2 separate regions of the Mus musculus genome follow, and region 2 is linked to region 1. A link is a loop called in an ENCODE intact Hi-C map of the cell type or tissue named here. Cell type or tissue: heart. All regions are shown on one strand.

Region 1 (2,500 bases):
GAACTTTTCCAGTAATGCTGCTGTATCTGAGCCGAGCCAATCAAATTCTTAGACTTCGGTTCAGTCAGTCAGTCAGTCTTGCATGTATTTGCAAGAAAGGGGGGGGGGGGGGGCAGACAGGATTAAGAATGCATTTTTGTGAGTCACTAGAGTAATATGAATTAGCCCACTAGGGGCAAGGCCACGTGATCAACAAATGTCCAGGCCTCTGCCATGCCATCTAGAGAAACCTAAAAGCAATCATCTTTATGAGCTTTCGAATGTCTAGAAGAGAGCTTTCTCCTGACCTCTAATAACCTTATCTCGGTTCCATCTAAACATTTTTCCAGTTTTCACCGTCTTTCATAAAAGTTCTGTTAGGTATTGATAAACTCATAGTAAAGGGTAGAGTTCAGAAGTGAGGGAGGGGAGTGACTGAGCCATCCACAGCGCGCTATGCAGAACACCTGCGAAGGAAAGTTAAACTTCATTTCCTGAAGCCCTGAAGGCTACTGGGGAAAAAGAGCCAGACGAGATAGAAAGCCCGGAGGAAAAAATGAGAACGACGCCGCCAACATGGAAGGTAAACAGAAGTGCTGGAGGCACCAGGGTGACATGGGGCAAAACCCTGATGACGAGGGCGCCGCCAAGTCCCAGGGGCACTCTGGGGAAGGGGACGGCAGAAGCATGGCGAGGCTTAGTTCTATTTGCACGGATATCAAGCCCGGACCTTTTCCCCCACTTGCAGGACTCCTTGGGCCGAAGTCACCGCCCTGACTTACTCCCTCTGGTCGCGATAGTCATCTAGTGTCAGGAGTGCAGAAATGACAAAATCTTTAACACCTCACCCCCAGTGACTTCTAAAGCAAAAGAATAACCTGTAGGCGAGCTGTCCTATACATCAGTGCATAGACAAGCAAACGATTAACGCTGACAACTTATTTTATTTAAAAAAATATAATATGGTTCCTCCTGAGTAAAATGTGCTTACCTACTGGCACTTTTTACCTGAAGAATTAGCCCCCTTACAATTTATACAAAAACAAACAAACAAACAAGCAAGCAAACAGAAAACTGTGTGGCGATGAAATGCCCTCCGGTTTTACAGTAAGACACTACCATCGGGTACGGTACTGTATTCGTATTCACATTTTGTACTCCAGCCTTGTCCAGAGCCTCTGAGTTTTCAACATACAGAGGAAAACGATGTTTTGAAGTGCGCCGGTGCCGGGGCTCCGGTGCCCGGCGTCAGGATGGCCTGGGCTCCACCCACACCTAGATCGCAGCGCCAGAGCGACCGGCTCCTTGCTTGCACAGCGTCGCCTACAGGCCTTATCCCGACTACCAGGGAGGCAATCAAAACCACCGCCAAAAAGGAAAAAAAAAAAAAAAAAAAAAAAAAAAAGAGGCAAGTCCAGCAGCCCTCTCGTATTTCCAGAAATTAATGCACCACCACCACCACGATCACGATTCCAACTCAGCCAGGCTGGGAGTCTTCACCTCCGAGGACTGTGTTCTTCGCAGAAAATAACCCAGACAGACATAGGATCCGGCCGCTCCCGGGACGATCCATCCATCACGGCTGCGGGAACAGCGTTTGAAAGGTCGGCATCCAACCCGCCGGCAGCGGGAGCTCGGCTTCCCCCCGGGGCCCGGGGCCGGCCAGTCAGGGAGAGCAGCGCGGCCTCGGCTGGCCGCCTTCTCCGGGATTGAGGGTGGGGGGCTATGAGGCCCGGAGCGCCTGAGAAGAGGGAGATCCCGGCCTCACGCCACCACAGCGGACCAGCGCCCGGCTGCTGTCGCCTCGAGGGGGACCAAAAGGAAAAAAAAAAAAAAAAAATCAAGCCGGTCACCCGAGCAACGGCGTAGACGCCGTCTTGCAGAAGCGACCCCACGGGCAGCATCCACGGCCGTCCGTTGCACAGGACAAGGGCACGGAGCAGAACCGCCGCTGCTGCTCCCGCTGCCTCCGCCGCTGTCGCCGCCGCCGCCGCGCCTCCGGAGCCCGCGGGAGCCGGCGCGCTGAGGCAGAGCTGCGAGCCCGAGTGGCGGCGGCGGCGGTGGCGGCGGCGGAAGTGGAGTAGGGAAGAGGGGGTGGTTGTTAGTGTTTGGCGCCGGCGGAGGGAGTCATTCCTGCAGCTGCACTTCCGGTCGGCATTTTGTTCTGAGAGGGAGAGACGGAACGAGAGAGAGAGACACACACACACATACACACACACATACACACACACACACACACATACACACACACACACACACACACTGGGCTCCTTCCCCCCCGCCCGCCCTCCCGTCCCTCCCTCCCTCCGTCGGTACCGACTCACCCGACACCAGCAAAGCCGCCAGGGAGGGACGCCCCCGCCGCCAGGAGGATTGGTTCCCGGGCCCGCGGCGATGCCCCCCCGGTAGCTCGGGGCCCCCGGCCGGGTGTTTGTGTGAGTGTTTCTATGTGGGAGAAGGAGGAGGAGGACGAAGAAGAAGCCGCGATTTGTCTTCTCGGCTGCTCTCCCCCCGGCTCTAC
Region 2 (2,500 bases), 340 kb after region 1:
CAACGACCCCACCCCCCCCCAGGGTTTCTCTGTATAGCCCTGGCTGTCCTCGAACTCAGAAATCCGTCTCCCTCTGCCTCCCAAGTGCTGGGATTAAAGGTTTTTCTGTGTAGCTTTGGCAGCTGTGGAGCACCCTCTATAGACCAGCCTAGCCTGGAACCCACAGAGATCCGCCTGCCTCAGCCTCCCAAATGCTGAGATTAAAGGAATGGACAACCACTATCTGGCTGCTGTCAGTATTTCTGGTTAAAAAAATAAAAATCTCTTAATAGATTTTTACAAGTCATTGCTCATGTGCTTTGGGCTACTTTTGATTGATTATTCTGTTTAAGTTACTCCCACCCATTTTTTTTTCTCACCAAGTCTCACCTGCATGTTACATTTCTGTTTTTCTCCAACTTTCATTTCACAAGAAACATTTTGTAGCAACTAATGCAACTCCACAAACCTTTAGCTGGTAACAAGTTTTAAAAGTTAAGGCAAATTCTTCCAAATTATCTCCTCTGTTGGCAGATAAACTTAGTTCTGCTCTCCCTGTCAGTTAGCCTTCTGACCCCTATATTTCTTTCCTAGTTAGTCCCGGCACTCACAAATATACTAACTCTACACGTATGACATGACTCTGAGAGAACGCGGCAGATTTCCAAATTAACTCGCTTGCTTTTCTGAGCGAGCATTATCGAAGCAAAAAATGCACAGAAATGGAATCTGGATCAGAGGATTCTTCTCATTTGGACTTAATGAGTTTGCTCTTACCTCCTCGAGTATCTACAGTAAATAAAGTGTAGACAAGAAGAAATAAGCAATAAAAGCTAAAAGTCGGTTGCTGTTTGTCGTGTTTTCAAGAAACCAAGCCCTAATCTCTGAATGTTCACGAGGGCACCAACGTACAGAGAAGAAGACAGGGGAATCGGACTAGAATCCTATGGTGGGGAAACAGAGCGTCCAGTGGACCGATCACTCACTTGGGGCCGACACCATGAGCAGCTCAGAAAGGTCCGGGTACATGCGGTCTTCTTGCAACTGTCGATCGATAAGCCTCCCCGCGTTTTCCAAAGCTTCCTGCAGGGAGGCGGCGGCCGACGTAGAGGCCACCATCATAGAGCCCAGCACCGATGGCATGTCGGCAATCGTGGCCACCGCCTTATAGAAACACTCCAAACCCGTGGAGAACCGTGAGAAAAACGAAGAGAGCCCAAAACCGCTCCTCGGAACGCGCGCGGAAAACGAATAACTGGGCGCCAGGTCATGACGCACTTCCGGTTCGTCCTCCCCGGCACTGGAAGACGCCGCTTCTGGGACGGGAAGAGGAAGCAGTTGAGTGTCGGACATTGGCGAAGGCGTGAGGGAGGAGACTAGAGTTGAATTTGGAGATGGCCTAGGGAAGGGAGGAGGAGAAGGGAAGAGGATACGGGAGAGGGGAGGGGACTGGGGGCGGGGCGGGGGGGAGAGGGAAGAGGAACTTCGGGTGCTGGAGTGGGGTTGATGTCCCCTTGCGGTCGCCTGTGCGGTGGTGACATCGCGCGTGCTGATTCTTTGCTTTGAGCCCCACCCCCAGTTTGGAATGTGGCGACGGCTGAAGAGTGGCACACATCCATTACCGTGGTTCCCTGATAACTTCTAACAGTAGTTAGAAATTGATCGCTAGTTCCAGAAAGTTTACCTGTGAGCCAGAAACTCACAGCGTTTCAAATAATGGGGGTGAATTAAGAATTCATTGGATTGCTGGGCGGTGGTGGTGCACGCCTTTAATCCCAGCACTTGGGAGGCAGAGGCAGGCGGATTTCTGAGTTCGAGGCCAGCCTGGTCTACAGAGTGAGTTCCAGGACAGACAGGGCTACACAGAGAAACACTGTCTCAACCACCACCCCCCCCCCCGGCCCCCAAGAAAGAATTTATTGAATTTTCCCATGTGCGTGTCTGGGTCATTGGCTTTGTGGCTTTGCGAAATTTTTTGGTTGGAGGTCAGCGTTGGACGGTGTCTCATGCCTGTTAATACGCGTCCTATGGTTTCGGCAAAAGGATTACTGTGTCATTTGGTGAGTTCCAGATAGCGTGCTACGGAATGTGTTCCTAACTCAAAACAAACAGAGGCGGGAAGGGAGATACTGTGTGATGGGTCCTGCCAGCGGATTTAGGAAGTGGAGGCAGGAGGATAAGTTCATCCTCGGCTGTGTGGCAAGTTTGTAGTAAACTTGAGAGTCTGTCTCAAGAAAAAGAAGAAAAAAGTGTTTGTTCTTGCTGTATACCTTTCTCCCTTGTTGCCTTGGGAGAACACTCATCTGATCCATCTGTTCTCATCTCAGAGCACAAGGATATTAAATAATGGATGCATTCAACAGATGGTCTGATTCTAGGAAACCGAGTATGTACTGTGTCAGGAATCGTGCCTGCTGTTGGGAATACCAAATTACTACACTTTTACAGAGACAAAGTAAATGCCTCTCAAGGTCCAGGCATAGAGGCAGGCACCTGTAGTTGGAAGCCAGACTGGGCTATG

Evidence for each region. Peaks named below come from ENCODE experiments on the same cell type or tissue, not always from the same donor. Only the 100,000 strongest peaks of a DNase experiment are listed, where the experiment ranks them.
Region 2: a loop joins it to region 1, with 2.9 times the contacts of the local background. A loop is called at or near these places in 5 of 42 quality-filtered maps.

The regions. Positions count from the first base shown.
Region 1 is chr15:8,444,267-8,446,766 of GRCm38, reverse strand. Nipbl (NIPBL cohesin loading factor) reads left to right here and starts at 2,304. Exons shown (of 47, transcript NM_027707.3): 1 at 2,304-2,500. It overlaps LOC102634078, which reads right to left. Exons shown (of 3, transcript XM_017316813.1): 3 at 904-2,500. The coding sequence ends at 1,476. In heart, CTCF peaks have their summits at 188 and 1,303; DNase peaks (open chromatin) are centred at 656, 1,286, 1,616, 2,096 and 1 weaker place; H3K4me3 peaks cover 2,500 bases; H3K27ac peaks cover 2,459 bases.
Region 2 is chr15:8,108,068-8,110,567 of GRCm38, reverse strand. It overlaps Nup155 (nucleoporin 155), which reads right to left and starts at 1,255. Exons shown (of 35, transcript NM_133227.3): 1 at 966-1,255. The coding sequence starts at 1,122. In heart, a CTCF peak has its summit at 1,509; a DNase peak (open chromatin) is centred at 1,317; H3K4me3 peaks cover 2,123 bases; H3K27ac peaks cover 1,659 bases.